2 separate regions of the Homo sapiens genome follow, and region 2 is linked to region 1. The links are chromatin loops, found by intact Hi-C in ENCODE. Cell type or tissue: Caco-2. All regions are shown on one strand. Links, peaks and the distances in the headings refer to the core of each region. The heading gives the core; the rest is flanking DNA.

Region 1 (10,237 bases), core at 901-8,900:
TTATCTTGAACTCTAACAGATAATATAAAGTACCTATTTTTGGCTCTGAGTTCACTAGAAAAATTATTGAGTCAACATGAGCTTAATGAAGCCAATGGAACATTACTCAATACCAAAGGTAGACAAGCTAGCCCTCTGTGTTCAGATGTACCTGTGGAGTTGGAGTGACTCTTAATATCTGTCATTGACCTGTCCCCAGTGGTCATCTAAAAATGTGCTTAATTTCATGGTCAGCTGGAGTTAGATCTTCTAGGGATTCATGAATATAGACTGATAGGCTCACAGGGCCACCTGATAGCATCATAAAATACTATGAGATAATAAGGTTTCTGGACATGACATTAACTTTTAGAACATGTATCATCTAAAGTTGTCTATCTGGTTAATTCCAATTAGTTTTGCAGAAAATACATCAATTTCTTCATCATACGTGAATGTAAAGAAATCTAGGCTTAAGGAATTATTTCAGAATTGTGTAAAAGTTGAGCAATTATTTTTGCATAATTTGATTTTGTCAATTCCAGTTTTTGCCTTTTCAAAAAAATTCTTTCTTTTCAGTAAGGCAAAGTAGAAAAAGACCCGTCTAGGTTGAAGTTACAGCACAAGGTTCACTAGCTTTGTAACCTTGGAAATGCAGCTCAACCTTTCAAAGCAAAAGCTCTTCATTGCTTCCCTTAAATGGTTGTTCTTCAATCCTTGAGGATAATAATACTTACCGTGAAGGATCATTCTAAGGAGCAATTAAAAATCCTAGGCATGTAAGTAATAAGTGAATATTGGTGACATTTCTCCCTGCCTTTCCTCCCTAATCCTCCTCTTCTTACCTTGCTTTATTCAAATCTAGAATGAATACATGTAGGATTAGGATTCTGAGGAATATGGGGCAGTCCCTTTTCTCCTAGCCATGGAACTGTCCTAGGGGCTAATGGCAGGCTTTCTCCAACCCCCTTCCTGAAGGAGAGTTTTATCCGTCAGGGTCCAGTCAACAAAACAAAGTATGCCAGGAATTCAGTAGCAAGAGTAGAATGGAAGCAACTAGTTAGAAGGATGACAGAATGGTTCAAAAGCCAAATGAGATGGGAGGCATCTTCATGGTTAGCAACTGCCAGAAGCCATTATCACTCTGAGGCTTGAGGAACAAAAGGAGGAGATGGTGGTGCCAGAGCTCAGGAGCCAGGGCTGCCCTGCATGAACTGAAACCACAGTGAAGACACAGCCACTGCAAGAGATACAGCCCATAACAAACGGAGAGGGAGACAAATACTGTGGGTTCTCCATGGAGCCTCTTGCTGGCTGACCCTTACTGGATGTCACTTGGCAAGGAACCTTGGGGACTGTAGATTGTAGAGTCAGTCCCTTACAGCAGAGAGCAGAAGAGAAGCACAAGGAATACATTAAGGGGCAAATAGGCAAAGACTGGCAGAACAGCCAAATGAGGGAGATTTTTCCCTTGTATGTGGCCCTAGCTGCTGCCTCTGAGTCAGATTTTAAAAAACCCAACTGTAAAATTCTTCATAAGATTAGCACCTCTCCTAAGACTCATCCTAAAGATCTTTCCATTACAAGCAAGAGCATGTAAGTTAACATATATTTGCAGCAAATATTTTAGCATCCATTATCCCTAAGGAGCAAAAGCTGGCATCTTGAAGGATTGGGACACAAGAAGGATAAATTTTGGTGGATAACAATAGGTAAGTGTATTGGGAACTATGTGTTGCTGGGATGCTGTGGTCCTAGATGCAGCAAGAGGAACACCATGTGCATAGGGCTGAGGGGAAGGCCCAGAAGGGTGATGGTAGAGAGACAGAGCAGAAGCCAGTTTCATGCAACTTCTTAAACAGCTGAGAACAAGTCTGGCTGTTCAGGATAATTAAAGAGGGGGCAAAAGAGGTGTCCATCAGTGATTTAACTTATGCCCTATCCCACTTGTCTTAAGTCCATTCATCCACTATTTGTTGAGGCCCTATGATATGTTCTCAAGTACCTAACACATAGAAACCTGCAACTGTGTCTTAGCTCTTGTTTATTATTTTTAAGAGTGTTCAATGAGATCATAGAGAAGGGGCATCCAACCTCTGCTGGGGTATGATCCATAAAGGTTTCACATGGTTCTGAGTATCAAAGTAGAATAGGAGTAGAAGCCAGATGACATGGCAAAAAACCTTCTAGGAAGAGGAAGTAGTAGGAATAAATAATTGCAGATGTTGAGGAAAAGATGTAAAACTTGTTAAAAACTATTCCTGCTTCTTAAAACGGGTAGGGCTCATTACTGATCCTGGTTTCATGAAACCACAGTAGGGTTGCAGGTTAGGCAAATAAATTACAGGATACCTACGTAAATGTGAATTTCAGATAACAAATGTGTTTTAGTGCAAGTATGTCCCTTGCTGTATTTTATCTGGCAACCATAAACTATAGGGATGACCATGGACTACATTGTACAGGCTAAAAATCTTAAAAACAGAAAAAAAGATATAATTCTTATTTCCAGGTACTTCTTTAGCAATAGCTCAACCAGATGACATCTTTAGAACAGTGGTTGACAAACTTTTTATGTAAAGATAAAGACAGTACATATTTTAGGCCTGTGGTCCATATGGTCTCTAATTACTTAACTGTGCCTTTGTAGCATGAAAACAGCAGTAGACATTGCATCGATAAATGAGCGCGGCTATGTTCTAATAAGACTTTACTTATAACAACAGAGACCCCACTGTGATAGTTTGCCAACTCTAACTTTAGAAGTTGGATCTAGAAGAATTTTTTTTCTTTTTGTAGAAAGCTGCTTGCAATATAATAAGAAAAACCAAACAACACAATAAAAAAATGGGCAAAAGACTTGAATAGACAATTCTCTAAAGCAGAAATACAAATGGCCAATAAGGACAGGAAAAGATGTTCAACATTACTAATCATTAAGGAAATGCCAACCAAAACCACAAGAAGACACTGCTTCACATGCATTAGGATGGCTGTTATGAAAAACAAAGCAAAACAAATATGGTTAACTATAATCTACTGTAAATTTCAGAATAGCTAGAAGAGGATAATTCTATGTTTCTAGCATAAACACAAGATAAATATTGAAAGTGATAGATATCCCAATTACCATGATTCGAACTTTACACATTATATGAATGTATGAAATTATCACATGTGCCCTGAAGATATGTACATCTATTATGTATCAATAAGAAAGAGTAATAAATGCACACAAAAAAGAAAACAAAGTAACACGTGTTGATGAGGATGTGGATACATTGGAACCCTTGCGCACCGTTGGTGGAAATGTAAGCTGGTGCTACCCCTGGGAAAAATATTATGGAATTTCTTCAAACATATTAAACCTAGAATTACCACATGATCCAGAATTTCCACTTCTAGATACATTCCCAAAATAATAGAAAGGATTGAAACAGATATTTGTATATCAATGTTCTTAGCAGCATTAATCACAATAGCCAATAGGTGGAGACAGCCAAAATGCCCATTAATGGATGAATGGATAAGTATATAATATGTGGTGTAAACACACATATGCACGCATACACAAAACGAAATATTGCTCCATCTTAAAAAGGAATGAAATTCTGGTACATGTTACAATATGAATGAACCTTGAAAACATTATGCTAAGTTGAATAAAACAATCACAAAATGACATATATTGTGTGATTCTACTCATGTGAGATAAGCAGAATAGTCATAGAGACAGAAAGTAGAATAGACATTACCAGGGGTCAGGGAAAGTGAGGAAGGGAGAGTTGGTATTTAATGAGTACAGAGTTGCAGCCTGGGAAGATGAAAAAGTTCCGGCGTTGGATGGTGGTGTCACTGCACAACAATGTGAATGTACCCAATACCAATGAACTGTACACCTAAAAATGGTTAAGACGGTAGATTTTATGTTACATATATTTTACCACAATAAAGGTTAGCTACTTGCAGAAGTTTACCTAATTATAAACTAGTCTAAGACAGCTAGTCAGCCACACAAGATTCTATGCATTTCCAAACTAGAAACGATAGCACAGATTATAGTCACTTATAAATTTCCAGTAATCTAGATATAAATAAGACATGCGATATAACAAAATTTAAAATGTTGTCTTTGCAGTACACAGTCAAATTATGCCTCAAAGTCTCACCATAGAATTTTCTCTCTCAAAGGCTGTGAGAAGAAATTTTCTGTAACTTTGCACACAGACTGTTGATGAGCCTGGACACTTCACTCCTGTCCCTGTATTAAAGTGAGAAACAGCACAGATCTGGTCATAATGTCTAGATCAAGAATATCTGGTAGGCCCTGGGGATAAAGAAGGTCATAATTAAGTCCAGTCCCTGTTCTCAGGAGTTTTCAGATGTCATGGAGAAAAACATATCATGAATACTTTTTTGAGAGGTAGCTACGAGCAGTTGCCAGTGCATTGCAGCTGTCCTATCATGCACTTTGCCTTCTCCCCAAGTATCATTTCTCACTCTCTGCATAGCCATTATCAAAACTTAGAATATTTGTGTTTATTTATTTTAACTTCTGCCTCTTTCTAGAGGTTTAAGGTGTTTTCCAACGAGAACATGATAAGATGAAAATAGATAATCAAGACTAGAAAAGAAAGAGGCTCAGAGCCTCAAGGACATTGTATAACCCTCTCACCCTAAATTTTACTCCATTTCTTTTTAAATGGCAACAGTGCAAAAGCTTCCTTGCATGCTAGAAAGATTGATTTCCCAGAGTCAAAATTTTTCAGAATCATTGCTTTTGACACTTGTCTATGGAGACAACATTGTAGATGTAACTTGGAGATATTATATGAAAATGAATTTCATTTGTAGTAAATTATCAAATAAAATAATCTGGCTTTGAGATATGCTACATAATTAGGCCATTGACAGAATTTTATGTGGACAGAGAAAGTCTATTTTGGACTTACTGATATATTTTGCCAAAATGCTTCCTATTACATGATAATTGGATATATTATCTGGATGTATTTTACTGATACAACATACACAAAGAGCAAGCATACAAACACACACACACACATACACTTTAAGTGAATGATTCTTTTTCGAATATATGCATAGTTATACAATGGATTCATCTCAAAATATGCATTAACTTGATTTTACCATGATCTGTAGCATGAAAGCTTTCCTTTCTAAGAGTAATATTCAGAGCTTTAATTTTGTTTTCAACAATGGAAAATAAGAATTGCCCCATGCTTTGCTTAGTCATTTCTCTATCCACTTTCACTTCTTTTAGCTGCCTTCTTTATTAGCATTGCTATGCCCTCGTGCAGACCCCAGCCTCTCTTCCCCAGATTCCTGCAGCCCTCCTCCCTGCCTGTAGCTCCATATCCCCACCAATGAGGCTGACGGAGTACCCCTTATAAAACGTGGATCTACTCTCGCCACCTGCTGGCTCAGTTGTCTTCTGAGGCTCTGTTGTCACAGTGAAGTCCAGCCCATTGCTGGTCAGGGCCTGCACTTAGCTTGTTTCTCCTGTTTCCCCTCTCAACAGATTCCCGCATGGACCTTCTCTGCATGCAGAGTAATCACATTCACATCCCATATGTCCCATGCCTCTTCTTGCTCACTGCTTTTGCTCAGGCTGTTTCATCTACCTAAAATACCTTTCCTTTCTCTGTACATGTGGTTAAATCCTAGCAGCGTGTTTCAGTGGAAAGGGAATAGACTTTGAATTGGGCTACACAAGCTGAACTATAGAGCTTGTTGTCTAATGTTTTGTGTCTCTGGTTTCGTCATTTGCACAATAGCTTACAAATACCTACTTTGCAGGGTTTTTATGGTGTTTAATAAGACAATGTAAGAAAAAACACTCAAGGCTTATCAGTACATATTTTATAATGAATTGTTTTATTAATCATATTAACATTATTATTCTTTTATTAATCAATAATATTAACAGTTTTATTGATTATTCTGCTTAAGTGTCAGTTTTCCTGAAAGCACTTCCTGACATCCCACAACAGAATTAACTTTCCCTATTTATACTCGTCCTATGACTTGAGCACCCTTGTCTGTTTTAGCCGTCATTCCACTGTATTGGAATTATCGATTCCTTTGTCTCTTTCCCTGGCAGGACAGAGAACACAATGGGGAAGAAGACTTTACCTTGATTACTCCACCTATGTAGATGAGTGAATGACTGAATGAAATAATTACTCAGATTCTGCTGGCTTTTCCATAACATTATCCAAAATGACCAGCTCAGAAAAATCTCACAATTGATGAGATGTCAGGTTAGGATTTTTTGTTGTTGTTGGGTTTTTTTTTTTTTTTTCTCAAACCAGGCAACTGTGTATGTAACAATGAAAGAAGTCACTCAAGATGACAGAAGGAGATGGTGGCATCTTCAACCACCAGCTTTCAGTGATTTCTCCTTTGGTTCATTCTCCTCCTGTCAGCCAGATAACTTTTATCAGTGATAAAGCTCATATTCTCAATTTTCTGCATTAAAGACTTCTGTGATTTTTTGATGCACCTAGAATAAAGGTTGTATGCCTCGCCCCAGCAAACATTCATTTTAATACTCTCTACTTTTAATTCTCATCACTCTTCAGCCTCTCCTCAATATTCCAGCCACACTGAGCTGCTTCCAGTTCCTCAAATCACCTGGCCTTTGCACACAGCCTTTCCTCTGCAAGATGTTTCCTCACCACTTCACTTGCTACCTCCTTTTACTCTCTGGTCTCAGTCTTAATGCCACTTTCTCTTGGTCTTTCTCAATATGCTTTGCCAGTTTTGGCTACTCTCCTCTGACCCTGCTGACTGCCCCGTGAGGCCTGTACCTCCCCAGTCACTATACTCATTGTAGTTAATGGTGGTTAATGGCTGAATGTTTATTCTCATGGCTAGACCGTACACTCATGAGCACAAGGATCAAGCCTGTCTGGTTTGCCATTGGATCTCCTTAAATCCTAGAAGCTGATATAGAACAAATAAGAAGTGTCACTGAATTAATAAATTCTGGTGGTCTGGTCCTGGGAAGTGTGCATCTTTAAAGCTTGACAGCTATCTACAAATTTTGTTTTGAGATAAAGAAAGTGCATTTCCAAACCCAGGAGGCCAGGACTTATTTTCTCTCATTACTCATCAGCACCTTTGTGGGCATCTTTATTCACCCTTATACCTGCCCAGTCCCATTGGGAATAGGACCAAGTTTTCTGACCAAACTGATACATCAGTGAGAGAAGCTTTTGGTGCAGCGTACACGTAATGTGAATATAAGGATGGTGCAATTTTCCAACTTCCCCAGCGTCTGGTAATACCCTTTGTGGCACCTCTTCAATCACCTCCCTTCCATTGGAGTTTTCTGTAACCCTTTCCTTACTCACACATACCTATATCAGCAGATAGTCAGGGCAGTGCAAATAAGGTAAGCTAAGCCATCTTTTAAATTTCCCTTTTCTGGCCTTAGATGTGTGTTTGTTTAAGTGTGTGGGGGTGTGTGTGCGAGAGAGAGAGAGAGAGAGAGAAAGATATATATATATAGATATCTATATATATATCTATATATATAGATATATATATAGATATCTATATATCTATATATATATATAATGGCATAACAAAAGTTTATTTTTGTTAGTATATGTGTATTTATTTTTACGATTTTTTATCCCAGAAAATGTTTAATGTGACTTTATGTTAACACTGTCCTCCCCACCTCATTACCACAGACAACTGTTGGATACTATAATGACACTTCATGTGATCCTTTAGAAATACAGATATTCTAAATGATAGACTGATTATCTTTTTTTTCTCTAAATTTCTATTTTAATGCCTATGCTTATTTTCTCCTAACCAGTTTTTCATTTGCATCACATTTCCCCAGAAAATCGAGGCTCTTTCTATGCAGCTGATTCCTCCCCTCCAGATCATTCTACCTGTTGGCACCAGAGCAATCTTCCTAATTCATAGCCTTGCAGATGTTGCTCGACAGAGCCAAGAACTTCAGAAGCTCCAGAATACCTAAATGATGATGGCCAAATTCCTTAGCCTGGCATTGAGGATTCTCTAGCCCTCTAGTCCCAGCCTCCCTCATTAATTTCTTTTTTTCTACATACATTGGTTAAGTGCCAGTGGTATGCAAGACTGTGTGATATGGATACAGTGACAAACATGAACATGGTTTCAAGTAGCTCACAAATTTATAAGGGGAGACAAAAGCTGAATTGAATAAATATGATCCAAAGAAGGAGAAGGAAATATTGTCTCTGGTTGTGTGTGGGGGTGACGATCACAGAACTCAGTGCTGAGCACACAGTAAGAACTAACTCAGTGTAATGGATGCTTGCATGAAAGAAGGCAAGGTCTGAGCTCTTCTCCCAAGAGGTTAATATGACAGAAGTGATTGCAGTGGGTTCTGGGCAGAGGTAAGGAAAGAAAATTACTCAAAGGAGATGCAAGGAGGTCTGAACCACAGGTGCCATCATGTGCTGCCAGTGAAGATGGCATGTGGGCAACTATGCATGTAGAATCATTTTCTGATGGGGAATCAACAGAGATGCCTAAGAGGAGGAGGGGGTTAAAGATGCCAGCACAATTTCCAGTCTGCGTGAAGATGCTCCCAATATCAGAAAAAGGAAATTCAAGAGGAGGTTTAGGAAAGGAGCTTTAGACCACTTGATTTTGACATCTCTGTGAGATATTCCAAGAGGAATGTCCAGTGGTTGTGTGGGGGAAGTGTGTGAAAGTTTGTTAGACTAGCATTTAAGTGACACATGGGAGTCTTTGGAGCAGAAAGCATAGTTGAGCCACAGATGGGAGTGAGATTGCTCAGGGACAGAGTGCAGAAAGAATCACCCTCTTCTCCCCTTTTGAACCCTTTGCTCCAGGCCAGCATTCTATGTTCCAGAGCCCAGCAGGAGCAGACCCCTGCCTTACTTCTGCTATCCACCCCAATTTTGATGTTCTCTTCTTTACTTGACTAAGTGCACCTTATGTCAGCAGAGTTCTCCAAACATTTATTTAGTGTCAGCTGTATATCAGACACTTGACTAGGTGCTACAGGCTACAGAAAGGGGTCCTGTATCCTCCAAGGGGCTATCTTTAAGATCTTGTCTGAGTCCCAGTCCACATGACCTTTCTCTGAATTTTTAAAATATATCCTCCCACATATCTAAGATTTAGCATGAGTCTCAGTATTTGTATTTATCTTGCTAGGATTCCACTACATCTCTATCTAGACAATGAGGTCCTTGAGAATACACTTTGTCATTATCTGCTTTGAGATCCCTAAAGGCCTGATACAATGCTTTGGACACAGTCGATACTGTTTTTAAGTCTCCGAGGCTCTGCTTTTATTTACTAGCATTCTCCTCTCCCTGCCTCGATCTCTGTTGGCACCAGTTCTTTCATCTTAAGTTTCTTGTTTGATGATTCAAAAGTATAGATAAAAATATAGTTTGTTATGACTCACAAATTATAGAGAAAATTTTAATGGAGAGATACCTCTGCTCACCTTGTCATTCAAAAGAGCTAAAGTGTTTTTTACATCCTAAATATAAAAAGATACTATAAATGCTGCAGCAAAAAGTGAAGTGATCATTAATAATTAAGTAATTAATCACCTAGGTCTGTAGTGGGTAGTTTAGTGCAGTTGTTGATGTTGCAAGCATTTTCCGTTTGTTGCAATGACAATACTTTAAGAGGAATCGGGATTATTCTAAATATTTCAATAGTTTGGGAATCATGGAGTCATGAACTTCAGAGCTTGGAGGGCAAAATATACTTACATAATAGAGGATAAATTGTTTCTTTTCAAGAGCCAATTGTGCATGACTGGTAGAAGCTTTGAGGACACTGTTTTGAGAAGGGTGCAAGGTGGAGTGTGGGAACGGACCGTCGTGGGAAATGTTCACCACCCATGAAGGTAATGAAGGCACAAGCTCACCTTCTTGAGCAACATCCTTAATTCACAGATGAAGAAACTGAGCCTTGGAAGAGGAAAACTTTCAACAAATTATTATTCATTGAGGTCTACTATGTACTAGTCAATTTGCCATATAAAGTAAGCTTCTCCTTAACCCAGATGTCATATTGGGAAGAAGGAGCACAGCTTCAAAGGTCCTTAGCACAGTTCACATGTAGAAAGTGCATTTACATTTCTATGTTTTCTCCTGCAACAAAAAGAAGAAAAATGCACTCATGAATTTATTTTCAGCTTATCGACTCAGGAAAAAAACTGAATGTTGATTTTTTAACATAA
Region 2 (10,237 bases), core at 802-8,801, 320 kb before region 1:
GTTAAGAAACACCGCTAAATCTCTGATTATTAACTAAATCAGAGATGATCTATAATGGTGTAAAGAGAATGCTGCAGAGTATCCTAGGACTGAAGAAGAATCCTAAAGGAGGATCCACTTGGAAAGAGTCCATCCCTCAAAGCTGGGATTCAGAACTTGCTGAAGATGTGGCTACAGTCCACTGTGTGGGGTGGTTCTCTGAGTTACCCTGACCAGAGCTGGTATGCAGTTACAAGCAGGAAGTAGTCCTCTGAGCAGGGGTGAGTAGAAAATGGAGGAAGAGACCAGCAAGCAGGAGATACCCCTCATAAGTGCAGGTGGACTGAGGCTGGGAGCAGATTGCTAGGGGGCCTGCAAGACTCACTGGAAACCCATCCCTGGGGATGTTGCTGAAACTCCATGAGGATGAGCGCCAATGTTCTCTCCTAACATGTTGCTGGCAGCAGCTCTTGGTAGAAGCCAGAAGCCAACAGAAGAGCACCAGAAGAGAGACTCCCCTTCTTCCTGCAGTGTCTCTCCAGCATTCTCTACTGACAAAGTATTGCATGATGTCATCTTCAAAGAACTTTTCACAGAGCAGGCAATGAAAGATGGATCTATAGCTAGCTGAAAGGCAATAATACATTGGTAATTGGCACAGGTTTGTACTATATACTCCTCTGAATCATTTCCATAGCATTCCACTTGGCACAGATCTGGCGCTTAGTAGATCCAAAATTAATGTTAACTGACTGATTGAATGAATTCATGATTGCATGCATGCATACATGAATGAAAGACAGGGTTTGCTTTTCTTTCTGGCAACTGTTTTGGAGAACGCAATTTTCTCTAGTTTAAATTTTATCTACAGAAAATAGTAAATGACAGTTTTTACTCAACTCACCCCAATCCCACCCTCTCATGAAATTTAAAATTAATTGAATTATCCTGTTCTGTCTTCCCAATTCTCACATAACTGATCACTTTGATAAAAAGTCATTAGAGTAGAGCAATTCAGTGGAAAAAATTAATTAAACTAGTTTGAATTGATCAGTTGTTGATTAAGTCCCCCAGTTGAGTGTTGATATGATAGCCAAGAAAATAGAAGATGTTTATCTATTTTTAAGGCCAAAGTATTAACCAAAGTATTTCCTGCTGATAAAATCATACAACAAAATTGTTGCACAGAAGGCTAAGAGTATGAATAATACGAACATTAGATTTATTTTTAACTTAGGCACCAAATGGTTAGTTGCCCATTGCAGTACGGTAAGTTAGCAGTAACTGGGGGCTAAATTACATTGTGAGGAAGACTGGTGGACAGATAATTAGATTGGGATGGAATGAAGGTTTGCTTGGGCCACATACTAATGCACTAATGTGGACAAGTCACCCAGCCTTTCTGGGGTGCCTCTTTCTGGCGTGCGAGAATAAGCATACAATTCACCTAGCCCACGTGGCTTGCGGGAGAGAGTCAAAATAAGGTGAATGGAAAAGTACTTTAGAAAGTAAAACTACCACACATATTTGAGGCTCTTTTTAATAGTTCATGGTCACAAGGTGGGCATTTAGGAGTTGTTCCAAGTTTTTAGGTTCCTAAAGATTCTGAGCACATTGGAGCAGCAGCTGAAGTGCTGAGAATGTATTTCCATTTTCTAATGTAAGGCAGAAGCCCTGGGAAAGGATTTTAGTTTTAGGATCATACACATATCATCTCTCACAAGTGTCTCAGGGCCTTTGCACCTCAGAACCCTCTGCCTGGAATTCTTTCCTTCCCCCTTTTCCTTCCTAACTCCTACTTGTCCTATTGGCCCGTCATCACTTCTTCAGGGGCGTGTGAGCTGACCTCCTGAACTGGTCAACTCTCCCAATCACATGCTTTTGTGTGGTACATAAGAGCATTTAATTAGGAGAGTTGTATTGTGTTGACCGTATGGGAATTTTGCATTTTATTGTGATTACTTGATTAATGTCTTTCTCCTCGACCAGGATATAATTTCCATGATGCCAGGAACCACCTCTGCTTTTGCCCACAGTAGGCTTTTTTCCAGGTTTTTAATGACTATTGAATGAATGAGTGAATGAATGAACACATCATCCAGAATTTCCTAGAGCTTACTGGATTTTGATATGTGGGCCAAACTTTGAAAGACATGGGTGATACTTGGTTTTCTAAGGCTATAGAAAGAACATAATGATAGACAGTTTGCTGGCATATCCTTGGTGTCCAGCACAGTCTCTGCATGCAGTAGGAGCTTGTATCAGTCCATTCTTGCATTGCTATAAAGAAATGCCAGAGACTGGGTAACTTATAAAGAAAAGAGATTTAATTGGTTCGTGGTTCTTCAGGCTGTACACGAAGCACGATGCTGGCATCTGCTTGGCTTCCGGGGAGGCCTCAGGAAACTCACAATCATAGTGGAAGGCAAAGGGGGAGCAGCCGCATCACATGGCTGGAGAAGGAGCAAAAGAGTGGGGAGGTGCCACACACTTTTAAATAAACAGATCTTGTGAGAACTCACTAACATGAGGGCAGTTCCGAGGGAGGGACGCTAAACCACTCATGTGAAATTCACCATCACGACCCAGTTACCTCCCACCAGGCCCCACCTTCAACATTAGGGATTACGGTTTGAGATGAGATTTGGTGGGAACATAGATCCAAACCATATCAGAGCTCAGTGAGTGTTTGTTGAATGAATGAACATTAGAGCCAGAAGTCTGGGGTTTGAGTTTTGTCTCAAATTGACAGGCTTGTCAAACTTGGTGAAGAAGTTTAACTTTGTGGGAGAGGCAATGCTATACCATAGATTGAAAACAGCTCCAGGGGTCAGTATTACTGGGACCAATCTTCATTTACTAGATGTATGACAAGACACGTAACATTATCATGCACAAATGTGCTTATGTACAAAAAGGAGGATAGTATCAAAATCCCAGTATAATTTCAAGTATTAAGAGACAGAAGCTATTCAAAAGCCCTTGCATAACACAGCACACATTGGGTATCAGTAAGTATTTGTCACAGTCCTTTTCTCTCTCCTAATCTCCATAACATAGGGATGACACTACTGACCTCAGAATGACCACATCTCACGTAAGATCATGCGCACCAAACACTTTATATAACCTGGTGTTATATAAAGTTATATTCATTCCCAGTTGGTTTTAAAAGAAAAATATGTTGCTCGGTGCAGTGGCTCACGCCTATAATCCAAGCACATTGGGAGGCAGAGGCAAGAGGATTGCTTGAGGCCAGGAGTTTGAGACCCTGATCTATAAAAAAAGAAAACAAGGCCGGGCATGGTGGCTCATGCCTGTAATCCCAGCACTTTGGGAGGCCAAGGCGGGCATATCATCTGAGGCTGGGAGTTCAAGACCAGCCTGACCAACATGGAGAAACCTCATCTCTACTAAAAAAAAAAAAAAAAAAAAAAATCAGACAGGCATGGTGGTACATGCCTGTAATCCCAGCTACTCGGGAGGCTGAGGCAGGAGAATAACTTGAACTTGGGAGGTGGAGGTTGAGGTGAGCCGAGATTGCTTGCACTCCAGCCTGGGTAACAAGAGCGAAACTCTGTCTCAAAAAAAAAAAAAAAAAAAAAGAAGGAAACAAAAACAGAAAAGAAAATTATCCAGGTGTGGTGTATGTGCCTGTAGTTCCAGCTACTCAGGAGGCTGAGGTGAGAGGATTGCTTGAACCCAGAGTTCAAGGATGCAATGAGCTATGATTGAGCCACTGCACTCCAGCCTGGATGACAGTGAGACCCTGTCTCAAAAAAACTAAAAAATAAAAAAGTGCAGAATCAGCATTAGCCACAAGGTGGCACTGTGGTAATAGCTTTGATTTCGGGGTTTTAGCTTAACAAATTAGCACCTTAGTATACCTTTTAAATTTGAGTCCTGAGGTGAGAAGAACGGGTTGCATTTAAGCGAGAAGCGTTGCTGTATAATAATGTCTGTTGTAAATGATATTTTAATGTCTGAGGTCTTTACTCTGGAGAATCAGGAAGGAAAATTTTAAAACATTCCTTTAGATTCTTAGTTTGGAAACTTAAGAACCTCAAGAACCAGGTAAATGAGGGATAAAAGCTTTTATTTGCTTTATTACAACATAATCTTATCACAATTTATAACTTTTTCCTCTCGGAGATTGCTATAGTTTGAATGTTCTTCCTCCCAACCCTCATGATGAAATTTGATCCCCAGCGTTGGAGGTGGGGCTTGGTGGGAGGGGTTTGGTCATGGGGGCGGATCCCTCATGGATGGCTAGGAGCTGTCCTCATGGTAGTGAGTTCTTGTTCTATGGGTTCCCTGAAAAGCAGGTTGTTAAAAAGAGCCTTGCGCCTCCTTTCTCTTTTGCTGTCCCTCTGCCCATGTGATCTCTGCACACACCAGCTCCCCTTCCCTTTCTGCCATGAGTGGAGGCAGCCTGAGGCCCTCACCAGATGCAGACGCCCAATCTTGAACTTTCCAGCCATCAGAATCATGAGCCAAATAAACCTTTTTTTCTCCACATTACCCAGCCTCATATATTCCTTTATAGCAACACAAACAGACTAAGACAGAGTTCTATTTTGTTTCCTCAAATATTCTGGCAACTTATGCTTATATCTCCTTTTTTCCCTTGTGTTTGATAAATATATTATTTATCTATGAATTTGGCCAACAAATATTTCCTGAATATCTTGTGTGTGCCATACAGTGTTCTGGGTGATTGAAATAAGGCCACACATAGAGAAGGCAAAGCTGCATTTCCTTTCATTATCAACTAGTAAACATATGAACAAGTAATGAAATTTCCAAAGGGTGGCTTAAGGGCATGTGTTCACATGCACCCACTTTACATAGGGTGGTCAGAGAAGGCCTTTCCAAGCTAGAGGGGTTTGATCCTCAACCTGAATGATTAGAAGGATCTAGGCAGGAAAACACCTAGGAGAAGAGCATCCCAGGGAAAAGCACATGGAAAGGCCCTGATGTGGGATCAAACTTGTCATATGCAAGAAAAGAACCTCTCATAGGCCAATCATGGTCAGTCATACTCCAATCATCTAGAGCTTCATAACAGATGATTCCCAAACTCAATAGTTTTTAACAGCCTGCCTATATTGCTGACAATTTTGTTGGCATTAGGAATTTGGGAAAGGCTCAGCTGAGTGGTTTGTTTTGGTTCACTTAGCATTCATGAGGGCAGCTGAGGCTGGAGGATTCGCTTTCAAGATGGGTCTTCCTTTACATGTCAGACACCCTGATGCTTCTTGGTCTCTTTCTTTTCTACATGGTGTCACATCCCCAGAGTCTTCTCACATGGCTTGGGCTTTTCACAGCAGGACAGTCTTGGAGTTTTTGCAGTTCTCACTTGGGTGTTGGCTTCCAAGAGACCAAGATAGAAGCTGCCGGTCTTCTAAAAGCCCAGGCCCAGGGCTGGCATATCATCACTTCTGCCCTATTTACTGGTCGAAGAGGCCAGTCCTCTTTCTTCAAGGGCTGAAAAAATAAATCTCTCTTGAAGGAACAAGTGTTAAAATAAATTTATGGCCATCTTCAATTTGCAAAAGATCCTTAAAACGTTAATAAAAATTTCCCATAAGAGGCTGGGGCTTGACTTTCACAACCTAATATCTTGGATCCGGTCTCCTTGCCGCATGAATATCAGCCAACAGTTTTGGAGAGTTTTCCTTGGGATTCACACCCATAACTAAGAAGGTCTGCCCTGAATAAAATCCACTCTATCCATTGCTTGCCATGAGCATTAGCATGGATGTTAAAGTAAGTGTACAGGAGATTGCTGAAGTCCTCATTGTGAATCTGTGACTTGGGACTGGAATGGAAAACACAAAGCAGATGTCAGCTTCTGTGCATGAATTTTCTCATACAGAGTAGTGCTAGGATAATTTTAGAAGAGTAGCGAAAAGGCAACATATGATTACAGTTCAGATACTGAGGGTGTTTGAGCTAGAAATAGTCCAAGAAACAATTATAATTTTATATTGGTCAACACATGACCTAGCTCAAAGAGAGCTTGATTTGTTAAATGTGTCCCCTAAGGAAAGATCACTGAACCAATTGGAGTTGGAGTCCCTCTCTTCTGACTGAATCTTAAGGGAAAAGAAGAAAAGGGAAGCAAGCTCCCCCATTTCTGTCATAACAGGCATTGGGGAGAAGGAGAGAAACCACTGGGAATGGAAAATTTTCTCTGATCTACAGGAGCTTTGGAGTTGAGTTGGGGAAGTGGTGAGTTGAGGATAAAACAAGCTGACTCTGATATACTCAAGCTGGCCCAGAATTTGTTCTATATCAGTGTGGCAAACAATACAGCAAATCATTTTTGTATTGACACATGTCCCAAACCTAATGTTTGCCTAATGATGGTAGCTGGCTTCACTCAAGAGGCAATTGAACTTAAAAATGTTTGCTTAATGATGGTTGCGCTAAGTCAAGATAAAATTAAACTTGAAAAAACATAAACAGAGTTTACATCCACAGTGCTTGTGTATTTCCCTAGGTGACTTATTTATTTTCTTTTGATGCCCTTTTGATGTTGAGACTCCTAATTGATTCTATTAAATAAGCAGCTCTTTATGTCCCTAATTGATATGTCACCACAGGCAGAATTTTCAGTCTGCTGTTCACTTTTGGATGTCTGGAGAGATACAAATGAACCTCTCATTGTTCTATTGCTTCGTCTAGAGCAGCATTTTTGTTATTCATTATTAGGGGTTACAATCTTAAAATGGGTAGATTTACCTGAATGAAGACTTTCATAGAAACACTAGGAATTGGAATTAACTAAAGAAGTCAGCTTGTGGTCATATTGTAATTGGCCCTTCAAATCCCATGCTTAGGAGGCTATCTCTACATATAAACCAATCACCTGCATATAATAAGGCATGTTTCTGGAGAGCCTGACTTTGCAAAAACCAACAATTTAATTAATCACCTTTCTCTGGGCTCTTAAATTTTATATAAATAAAAAGAGAATGCACCAAAAGTTGCTCTTCTGAAATCAAATCTAGGATTGGATTTTATCTTAGCCATCAGCTGGTGGGTTCCAATGGAATCCTAAGTGTCATTCCTGCTGGTGTTGGTCTCTTCTTGCTCATACTGCCCCTATTCCTTAAAAATCACCCCACACATTTTGCTGTCTTGGCAGGGAATTTTCATGAGCTCATGAACAAATAATCTATCACTTCAGTGGCTGGGGTGTCATAGAATTTTCTTTTTCATTCTTTTTTTTTGAAATGGAGTCTCACTCTTTAGCCCAGGCTGGAGTGCAGTGGTGCGATCTTGGCTCACTGCAAACTCTGCCTCCTGGGTTCAAGGCATTCTCCTGCCTCAGCCTCCCAAGTAGCTGGGACTACAGGCACGCGCTACCACACCTGGCTAATTTTTTGTGTTTTTAGTGGAGACGGGGTTTCACGGTGTTAGCCAGGATGGTCTCCATCTCCTGACCTTGTGATCTGCCCGCCTTGGCCTCCCAAAGTACTGGGATTACAGTTGTGAGCCACCACGCCTGGCCTTTCTCTTTCTTTTATCTTCTGCTGTGTTTACTAATATGTCCATAAAACACTGAGTTCCCCGATGGGCCCAGTTGCCATTTCTGCCGTCATCTCTCTCTCTTTCTCTGCAGCCAGGCCTGAGTGCTTCCTCAGTTGCCAAACTGGGTGTCAGCCATGCTTTTGCGAAGTGTGGAGAAAGCTGCACAAACACAAAATCTAGCATGATATCTTTTTACACTGAACTTGGCACCCACGTGGGGTCCAGTCTCATAATGCTTATGCTCCAAAGAGTGAATCAGATCTTTCAGTTTTCTCCCTCTCCAGGGTGCTAAGCTGTGAGTCCATGGGGCTAAACTTGGGACACGTCAGAGTGAGAGACAGCCTGCTTCATTTGGGCACAACCTGCCACTCTGACCACTAGACTCTGAGGCTGGGTCCAACAGGAATATGCCTGATTCCTGTTGGAACGTCCTCTTCCCAGGAGGTTTCTCACCCTGTCATTCCCTTGGACTTCTGGCTGTCCCACCTCAACATCTGGCAGCAGTTGGCCAGACATACCAGACATGGTCAAAGTTTGGATTCAAGCTGGAGTGTCCCTTTCCTCTCTCCCAGATACATGGTTGGTCACAACATTTCCTTGATAAGATCTCTTTCTTACCCCTCCTTTCACTTCCTTCTTCCCTTTCCTTCCCTCCTTTCTTCCTTTTTTTTTTTTTTTTCAACAAATATTTATTAAGTGCCTCTACAAGACAGACACTGATCTGGTCACAAAGGATAAAGCAGAGACTCAAACAATTCTTATTTCTTTGAACTTTACATTAAACAATAAACAAATAAGAATATATGCTAGATGGCAGTAAGTCTAACGAGCAGAATAAGCCAGAGAAGGGGGGTTAGGGAGTGCTGGGATGGCGTGGGGACAGGGTAGAAAGTATTGCTATTTTTAATGGGAGGTCAGAGAACTAAAGGACGTGGGGAGGAAACCACAGGAATATCTGGGGAAGAGTCTTCCAAGCAGAGGAACGGAGGATGCAGGGGCCTCAAGGCAAGTGTGGCCTGGTGTGTTTTAGGAAGCTCAGGGAGGGTGGTGTTATGCGGAGGGATAAGTGGGGGTGTGGGATGAGATGAGATGGGCAGAGGGGAATCATGAGGCCATCGGCTTTGACCCCAAGTGTGACAGGGGCCACTGAGGGGGAGTTTTTGCCCATGCTTTCACCCCAAGTGAGACAGGGGCTACTGAGGGGGAGTTTTCCCCCATGCTTTCACCCCAAGTGAGACAGGGGCCACCGAGGGGGAGTTTTCCCCCATGCTTTCACCCCAAGTGATACAGGGGCTACTGAGGGGGAGTTTTCCCCCATGCTTTCACCCCAAGTGAGACAGGGGCCACTGAGGGGGAGTTTTCCCCCATGCTTTCACCCCAAGTGAGACAGGGGCCACTGAGGGGGAGTTTTCCCCCATGCTTTCACCCCAAGTGAGACAGGGGCTACTGAGGGGGAGTTTTCCCCCATGCTTTCACCCCAAGTGATACAGGGGCTACTGAGGGGGAGTTTTCCCCCATGCTTTCACCCCAAGTGATACAGGGGCCACTGAGGGGGAGTTTTCCCCCATGCTTTCACCCCAAGTGATACAGGGGCTACCGAGGGGGATTTTTCCCCCATGCTTTCACCCCAAGTGAGACAGGGGCCACTGAGGGGGAGTTTTCCCCCATGCTTTCACCCCAAGTGAGACAGGGGCTACTGAGGGGGAGTTTTCCCCCATGCTTTCACCCCAAGTGAGACAGGGGCCACCGAGGGGGAGTTTTCCCCCATGCTTTCACCCCAAGTGAGACAGGGGCCACAGAGGGGGAGTTTTCCCCCATGCTTTCACCCCAAGTGAGACAGGGGCCACTGAGGGGGAGTTTTCCCCCATGCTTTCACCCCAATGTGAGACAGGGGCCACCGAGGGGGAGTTTTCCCCCATGCTTTCACCCCAAGTGAGACAGGGGCCACCGAGGGGGAGTTTTCCCCCATGCTTTCACCCCAAGTGAGACAGGGGCCACTGAGGGGGAGTTTTCCCCCATGCTTTCACCCCAAGTGAGACAGGGGCTACTGAGGGGGAGTTTTCGCCCATGCTTTCACCCCAAGTGATACAGGGGCCACTGAGGGGGAGTTTTCCCCCATGCTTTCACCCCAAGTGAGACAGGGGCTACTGAGGGCGAGTTTTTGCCCAGGCTTTCACTAGATTGCTCTGGCTGAGGTGCTGTGAAAAGAATGATGGAGACAATGGGTAGATGCAGGGAGGTCAGCTAGGGGGCTGTTGCAAAGATTCAGTTGGGAGACGATGAGGGATGGACCACCCTGGCAGTGGTAGGGAGCGGGGAGTAATTGCCTCTCTGTATCTTCAATACTGTTGTGTTGTTTTTGAGACAGGGTCTCACTCTGTCACCCAGGCTGGAGAGTAGTGGCGTGATCATAGCTCACTGCAGCCTCTATCTCCAGGGTGCAAATGATCCTCTCACCTCAACCTCCCAAATAGTTGGGACCATAGGCATGCACCGCCATGCCTGGCTATCTTTTTTTTTTTTAATAGAGAGGAGGTTTTGCTGTGTTGTCCAGGCTGGTCTGAAATTCCTGAGCTGAAGCCATCTTCTTGTCATGGCCTCCCAAACTTCTGGGATTACAGCAATGAGCCACCATGCCTCACCACCGGCTCTGTATGTCTGAAAAGTAGAGCCATTGGGGTCACTGATGAATTGGTAATATAAAAGAGAGATGAAAGAA

The links. Peaks named below come from ENCODE experiments on the same cell type or tissue, not always from the same donor. Only the 100,000 strongest peaks of a DNase experiment are listed, where the experiment ranks them.
Region 2: it touches region 1 in a loop (26-fold over the local background); 3 of 110 quality-filtered maps call a loop at or near these places.

Annotation. Positions count from the first base shown.
Region 1 is chr3:8,091,123-8,101,359 of GRCh38, reverse strand. No RefSeq gene overlaps it. Among named protein-coding and RNA genes, the nearest start is that of LMCD1-AS1, 410 kb to the left of the region's middle. In Caco-2, for the core only: CTCF peaks have their summits at 5,262 and 5,463 (motif pointing left); a DNase peak (open chromatin) is centred at 5,449.
Region 2 is chr3:8,411,141-8,421,377 of GRCh38, reverse strand. The region is part of intron 3 of LMCD1-AS1 (LMCD1 antisense RNA 1); the gene reads left to right. Among named protein-coding and RNA genes, the nearest start is that of LMCD1-AS1, 85 kb to the left of the region's middle. RefSeq lists an enhancer at 9,294-9,794. In Caco-2, for the core only: a CTCF peak has its summit at 3,824 (motif pointing right); no DNase peak of the experiment used is centred there.